Regions from separate parts of the Homo sapiens genome. Here region 1 is linked to region 2. The links are chromatin contacts, found by Hi-C or POLR2A ChIA-PET in ENCODE. All regions are on one chromosome and are shown on one strand. The core of a region is the stretch at or near the end of the contact, and the rest is flanking DNA. Distances in the headings are between cores, read along the strand shown. Region 1 has its middle 14 kb from the start of LINC02227. Region 2 has its middle 230 kb from the start of LINC02227.

Region 1 (3,796 bases), core at 1,013-3,512, 250 kb before region 2:
ACTTCCCAAATCATATAAGCAACCAAAAGGTAGCTATTTCTATGGGAAGAATGAAACAAAGTTTTCAGTGCCAGAGACGGCTTTGGATTATAGTTTACTTATTATTGTGGAATATTATTTTTTTTTAGAAAAGTAGAAAGCTCTAGGCTGAAGGCCTCAAACACACTATGAACATTTGTAATGGAAACCCCCATTCCATGTGTACCACAGTCCCATTTCCAGAAAAAAACCTTGTCATGCCAGAAGCCAGGGTTGTTTTCTGCTATTAAGCATGCACTGGGATTATCAGAGGCACCTTGGAGAGTCAGGGGTGCTGCTGAAAGAACATTCTGGGAAGCAGACAGGAAGATAGTTACAGAGGTATATCTCTGGGGTGTCTTGGTGCCATTGCCAGTGTTTGCATTGTCCCAGCTAACGTAGGGATTCTTTATTTTTTTTTTTTTTTATCCAAAAGCAGAAGTTAGCAGTAATTCTATAAAGGCTTCAGTCCTCCACACAACACTCATTTTAGGGATTCATCTTAGAAAAATTTTCTTTCAGTTGTCATTTTTTTTTTCTAGACAATTGCAAATAAGCCTATCTGAGCTTTTCTCATCCATTTTGGAGAACAAAAACATTTTTTGACTAAGGCAAAAGTTGTAGAAATTACTATTCATTTATTATTTAACTAAAATTCCCCATCTTCTGTAGGCCTCCTCCAATAAGTTCAGCCAGCCTTGATGTCATTTTCCAAATGACTCACAGCCTTTGCTTCTCATACCTTGACTTCTCAAAGTGTTGTTTTTGGATTACCTGCATCAAAAACACCTAGGTGAACACATTACAAATGCATATCTCTGGACCTTACCTCAGTCATCCTGAATCAGAATATCTGAGATGAGACTCGGGCATTTTAGCAAGCTGCCATGATTCTTCTACTCACTGAAGTTTGAGAATGGTGGTTGCATTGTTTCCATTTTGACCATGAGTAATTCTCAGATGATCCCTTTATATGTCCTGTTGCAGTCACATGGGCAAGTTGTATCCTGCATAAAAGCACCTTGTCAACAGGGAGGGAGGATAAAATCAAGATGTTCACTCTGGTGCAAGATTGTGCCCACCAGAGGAAGAAGGTGCTTTTTCTAATTTGCACAAATGTCCCTTGGTTGCTCACTGGTTACCCACAAGGCTGCATCTGCCTGGAAGGGTCATCTTTTTCTAATTTACACAAGGACTCCGTGTGGGCTGGCAGTGCCCTACTTGTAGGTCTAATTTGTAAAGCCCATGAGACAGTCATCGCGTGTTAAGCTTTTTGTCCTGCTTCCCATTGTACCACACACACCAGTAAAACTCAATATTTGTAGAATCAAATTGAAAATGCTAATAACATATTAATACTAGAGAAAGAAAGACAGTTTTATCACTCACTCAAATAACAATAGCCTCCTTCATTTCTCTCCTCCCCTGAATTGAGCAAAATCAGGAGAATTTTCCACTGCAGACCACAGATTGAACATACAGTCTGTGTGGGGGGCAAAATGAAACTCTTCTTTTCCTTCCTAGTGGAAATAAAACTTTTTGGCAGTAATTCTTGGATTGTTTTCTTTGGAAATTGCATTCATGTGATTTTCAAGATGTTTCCCGGGCTTTGTTGAAATTTGATCCATTTAACAAGAAACACATAACTCAATTCATGTTAAAATTCTCAGGGTTACTTAAGAATAATTATGAGTTGTCCATGTGTGCTAGAAAAACAGTCCAGACTTCCTCAAGAATGGGAAGATTATTTGTCTCTCTGGGGTAATGTTTCTCCTGGTTAAGTATGCCCAGTGAAAGAGTTTGCTCAAAAAGTAACCCCAAGTTTTTCCCTGCGAAGTAGTAGACAGGCTTCATGAGTTTCACTCCCAAAGCCATTTTCAGAGGTGATTTATCATGTGAACCAAGGGTCTCTATGAACTTCTATGGAAATGACAACATAACGTCTCACACACCTAAAGAGAGTGAGACTTGGGCTGAATTCTGAGATGTAATGGTTGGATTTCATCTAAATCATAGTTTTCTGAGCTTACTTTCTTGGCTAGCCTTTCCTTCACTTGTACCCTTCTTTTTTACTAAACCCTCTAAGCTACAGCTAAATCAGATGAAACCCCGTAAATCTCCCTTGCACTCATACCACTTCTCTAACACAGAAATGGAATCCCCTGAGCGTTCACGGACTCACAAGCAGCAAAGATGAAATACATGGAGAAGTGGGGTTGGACCCACTCCAGCCTGCGAGTTGAAGCTCCGCTGTGGCCTTGCAAGTCAGGAAATGCTTCTTGTTCCACCAATATTGAAAAAAAAAAAAAAAAAGGCCGATCCCTATTCATCTCTTTCTTAGCTGAGCCTCTTCTTGTTGGTTACAGGTAACACACACCCATTAGTTAGGGGTATTCATTGCAAAGATACAGGAGTGTGTCATAGAACCCAAAGTCCACAGAAAGAATGAGAACTGGAAATCAGAGGTCATCAGTACACAGGCAGTGTTTTCTCACCACTCTTCATCTTTGCTTCTCTCACTTCATGCACTAGCTTCTTAACCCAGTTCTACATGGGGAACACAGTATTCTCTTGTTTAAATTTTCTGTTTCAAAGGTCAGCCCAGATTTGCTTTTCTTCGTCGCGATTCCAAATTCCCAAGGAAGGGAGGTTGATTGACTCACTGTAGATCTGTAACCTCTTCTGGTATAGTCATCTGTGGCTAAGGATAGAGTCAAGCTGGACCAGCATGAGTTCTGGGAGCTTGTCTCCATTCCTTCCTGGATGGTGGGAAGGAACATCCCTGAGAAAGCAAACTGGGCAGAAATTGAAAAGGAAACCTGTAAAATCCTAATGTCTATGATCCTAGAAACAAAATAGCACTTTAGGTTCATTTATCCCAACCACCCATTCATGGTAGGGATAAGTTCTGCCACATACTTGACTAATAATTGATAATCCTTCAGCCCTGCTTGATTCCCCCTCATGAGGATGGAGAGTTTACACCTTATGATCCATTTAACAAGAAACACACAACTCAATTCATGTTAAAATTCTCAGGGTTACTTAAGAATAATTATGAGTTGTCCATGTGTGCTAGAAAAACAGTCCAGACTTCCTCAAGAATGGGATGATTATTTGTCTCTCTGGGGTAATGTTTCTCCTGGTTGAGTATGCCCAGTGAAAGAGTTTGCTCAAAAAGTGACCCTGAGTTTTTCCCTGCAAAGTAGTAGACAGGCTTCATGAGTTTCATCCCCAAAGCCATTTCAGAGGTGATTTATCATGTGAACCAAGGGTCTCTACGAACTATGAACTATGAGGTCTCAGTATTATTAACATTTCTTTCTTAGGTTACAAAAAAAATTCTTGCAGAAATGCCCATCCAAAGATAGTTCTAACTATTAAAGCAGCTTGTATCTCTAACTTTGAAGTGATATATATATATAATATGTATATTATAAATTACATATATTCATATATAATATATTATCTATAAATTCAGGAGCTTAAAAAGAGATTAGCAAGAGGAAAGATGGTATGAGAAAAAGAGCATAGGTTCTGGTGATAGATTGCCAATTTTCAAATCACTATTCACTAGCTCTGCAACCTTCAACAAACACTTGATCCTCTATTTCTTCAATTGTAAAATGATCACAGTGTCATGAAGATAAAATACTGTAAAGTGCAAAGAACATTCAGCTAAGTGCCTGACACCGAGTTGAAGCTCAGTATGTGTTAGCTGCCATCATTTTCCTTTAGCATTACTTACTTGTAGAAATACAACCAAATCACATATTTT
Region 2 (3,903 bases), core at 1,003-3,502:
GTTCTTGGTCTCAAAACCTTGGAGTCAAATTTCCCTCTCCTACCACCTACCCATCCAATCATAAAGTTCTTTGGATTTGGGGTGTCTCTCAAAATGCCCTTTAAATCTTTTTTAGCACCCATGTCCCCTAGTTCAGGACCCCATTCTCTCATGCATGCTCTGGTCACCAAAATGGTCTCCCTGCTCCCCAGAGAAGCCCATGTGTCACCACTGGATTTATTTTCCCAAACAATGCTTTGCACAGATAATTCTCATGATAAAATATCCTCAAATCTAAGCCCCTTAGTCTGCATTAAGGACCAGTCCCCCAGAACACACACACAGACACCCATACAGTTATATAGTCCTTAATGATCATACACAGAATCCTACTAACATTTAATATGCTAACATCACACTAACAGCAATAAGCATACTAACATTGAGTGAGCATTAATATGAGCTAGCCACTCTGATAGACACATGATCATCTCAGTTAAGCCTTACCAGACAGAACCCTATGAGACAGGTATGATTGCGACCCCATTTTACAGATGAGTTGCTGAGGCCCAGAGAGGTCTAGAGAGATGAAGTGACATGAGCTAGTTTATGCAGTGAATTGATAAAACGAGGAACTGAATGGTGGCCATCAGACTCCAGAGGCCGTTCCCTAAATCTCCACCCTCTATGGCCTTTAACCATGTCTCCCCCTCTGCCCTCTGAGAACCTCAACCACAGTCCCTCCGAGAAACATCCTCAAAGGGACCACATCTCAACTCTTGTCCTGGAAAAGATGTTGATGCCTGAACTTGGAGCACCATAAATGGAGCAGGCATGCCCCTCTGTCCAAACAGCAGACCCCATCAGATGTCCCCAGCACCAGGCTGCCAGCCAACAAGAGGGCAGCTCCGCACAGCTGCATTGCAAAGCAGCAGACCAGGGCGAGCTACTAACATGTGGATGCCGCCACTCCACAACTTGCTTAAAAGCCACACTGTGTTTCCTGGACAATGGCCGCAGGCCAAAACACACACATTCCAGTTTTTACGACTATAAGGTAAGCATTCTTTTAATGGCTCTTTCCCTGTTCCTTCACTCTCATTTGTGTTGTTTTCCTGGTTCCCTCTCCTGGATTTTTTCCTTTCTTAGCTCAGCTCTGCTCTCTGCCTCCCTTGTTTCCAGAGCCTCCTGCCTCAAAGCTTCCTTGTCTCTATCTCCTGCCTGGCTTTTCTGCAGCTTCCTTACTGTAGTAGTCTTCTCCTCCTTTCTGGGTTTTGGTCAGCTTTTCCCTAATTACTAGACTTCCCTTCCTCCTGTCTTCCTGTTTGCTTAAGGAAGCCTCCCTCCCCTCCCTTCACTTGTGTCTTCTTCCCACTTCTGCCAGCCTGCCGGCCTCTCTGCTTCCCAGTGGCCTCTCCCCATTGCCCTTTTCTTCCTTTCTGGACACCTGGTCATCCTTGCCCCACTCTCCCTTCCCCACACCCTTCATCTTTCACCTCTGTTCTTTGTCCCTTGTCTCCTCTCTCTGCTCCTCCCTCCCCTCCCTCATGGGTCCCCTCCTGGTTTCCATCCCCCCATCACCCCTCCCCTTATCTTTGTTTTCCTTCTTTCTGGCTGCTGATAGAGTGGGAGTAGTTGCAGGCTGTGTCCCTGATTTCACATGCAGACCAGGAGCCAGCCTGTCAGTCTAACAATAAAATTGCACGGAAACGGAGGTCTCAGTGCCTACATGCAGTTTGCCCCTAAATGGAGCTGAGCTAGAAGGTTTCAGAGCAAAGCCACCAAGAGTCCCAGGCATCTGGTTCTACAGGCAGGATAGAGAAAGGACTTACTGTTTCTTTTTCCCACTGATCTGGTGTAAGTCAAGGCCAAAGACCAGGGCTGAGACGTGTCATTTGTAGGTTGCAGCCTTGGGGTGGGACCTCCATGACCATCCCTGCCTCCTGACAATAATACACAAAACACACACGTGCGCACACACACACACATGCTCATTTTCTTATTCACTTTCCTTCAGAGCAAAGGCCCTGTAACTTTTCAGATGAAGTATACAAAACTCCCACACTGCAAAATAAAAGCTATAAAGAGAACAAGAGCCACTACCACAGAAGGAGATGTTGCTGCTGGGGAAAGGGCTGCCTCCATCCCCTCTACTCCCGCCCATCAATTCTTTTCAACTTTAGTTGTTCCCTGTTTCCTTGACTGAGCCCCCATTCAAGCTGAGCTGGTGCCTTTCCTTAGAGGACAGCGCCATCTAGCAGGTGAAATGCCAGACCCTTAGCTGAGAGGCGAGAAGAAAAACTTTCCCAGCTGCAGGCTCCCTGGTTCCCAGCTTCTCTTTTTAAGTCTCAGCCAGTCAAACCCCAACAGGTCTGAAAAAATGTGATTTAACCCTTTAGCCTTGTTGAAGATTTAAGTGTCTTCCAATCACCCCTATTTCTCCAGTGCCTGATTTTGTTTCCATCTGTGGCCTTAGTTCCTAGAAAAAGCTAGAACGTTCTAGGTGAGCCAACAGTCTGCGTCTGATGCTTGGGACTTAAGGTGACTTTTTTTTTTTTTTTTTTTTTTTTTTGAGACGGAGTCTCGCTTTGTCGCCCAGGCTGGAGTGCAGTGGCACCATCTCGGCTCACCACAAGCTCCGCCTCCCAGGTTCACGCCATTCTCCTGCCTCAGCCTCCCAAGTAGCTGGGACTACAGGCACCCGCCACACACATGGCTAAGTTTTTTGTATTTTTTTAGTACAGATGGGGTTTCACCGTGTTAGCCAGGATGGTCTCGATCTCCTGACCTTGTGATCCGCCCGCCTCAGCCTCCCAAAGTGCTGGGATTACAGGCGTGAGCCACCGCGCCCAGCCTTCAGGTGATTTTTTCCAAAGCAAAACAAAATAGAATTTCCCAAAGCAGTCTAGAGGATGGCTTAGGCTCCATCTGGAGTTAAGTGGCAATCTTTCTTTCTCTTTCCTTTTTCTATCACGGTTTCGTCTTTCCTTCTGTAAAGACCCTATCTCCAAATATGCCCGCATTCTGAGATAGTGGGGGTTTATGACTTCAACATCAACTTCTGGAAGAACACAATTCAGCCCATAACAGATGGCAGATGGTTTTCTTTTCTCTTGCAAACTCTGATCAGTTGGTGGTGGCTGCTCAGACCCCTTGCCAAAGAGAGTGAGAAGGATTCTAAGATCAAATCCATATGGGGCAGAAAAGAGTGCTGTGAATGACTGTCAATGTCTGCTACAGGCATGGGAGTATGGAGGGGCAGCGGGATGGTCCCATGCTTGCCCTTGCTGGAGTAGGGCATGTGCACAACATAGACCCTGCCTCTCAGGAGCAGGGAACATCTATCAGCACTATATATCTCAACATACCAAAAACATCCCAAGGCCACACTTCTGAAAGAAGGCCCAGGGCCATTGTGTAGTCCTCTCAAGCCCTTCATTTTACAGATGAGGAAAACTGAGGTCCAGAGAGCTTGTGTCTTGCCTATGATCCCTCAGCTCCTTTGTGGCAATACCAAGACTAGACCCTAACTTCATATCTCCTGACCTATTTGCTTTTTCCCAAGATCTCCAGTTGCTCCTGGTAACATCAAATGAAGACAGAAATTCTTGTATTGCCCATGCGAGATTCCCCAAGTCCCTCATCCTACAGACCCAAGAAGGAAGCATGTGAAGAGAGCGAAGCTAAACGTTGAAGGTCCTGGTTGGAGTTGGTGGTCAACTCCACTGTTGCTTGGATCACTAGGCATTAAAGGGTTCTGAGGCTGCATTTAGGCCTTTCCAGAGAGAACACTGTCATCCATTAGCAATGGCTGCCATTGCTATGGGCACAGGATTGGACAGTAGAAAGATGAATATTATATATTTGTCGGGTTAGGTCATCTCCGAAGTCCCTTCCAGTTCTAAGATTTTGCAATAAGAGCCT

What was found. Hi-C counts contacts between places; a loop is a spot of excess contacts on that map. ChIA-PET counts read pairs that join two places held with the same protein, here RNA polymerase II (POLR2A). Pooled maps may share reads with other maps.
Region 1: a loop to region 2 is called in a map of heart right ventricle, with 4 times the contacts of the local background. The contact joins two enhancer-like sites. A Hi-C loop is called at or near these places in 8 of 168 maps with a recorded cell type or tissue (Panc1, Right ventricle myocardium inferior, cardiac septum and 2 more) and 9 of 50 pooled maps. POLR2A ChIA-PET finds 5 or more read pairs at or near these places in 1 of 52 experiments (activated T-cell).

What each region holds. Positions count from the first base shown.
Region 1 is chr5:158,421,742-158,425,537 of GRCh38, reverse strand. No RefSeq gene overlaps it. Among named protein-coding and RNA genes, the nearest start is that of LINC02227, 14 kb to the right of the region's middle. Within about 2 kb of position 2,262, at least 2 of the 41 ENCODE cell types and tissues checked have a DNase peak (open chromatin) inside an H3K27ac peak, as active enhancers do.
Region 2 is chr5:158,173,445-158,177,347 of GRCh38, reverse strand. No RefSeq gene overlaps it. Among named protein-coding and RNA genes, the nearest start is that of LINC02227, 230 kb to the left of the region's middle. Within about 2 kb of position 2,252, at least 6 of the 41 ENCODE cell types and tissues checked have a DNase peak (open chromatin) inside an H3K27ac peak, as active enhancers do.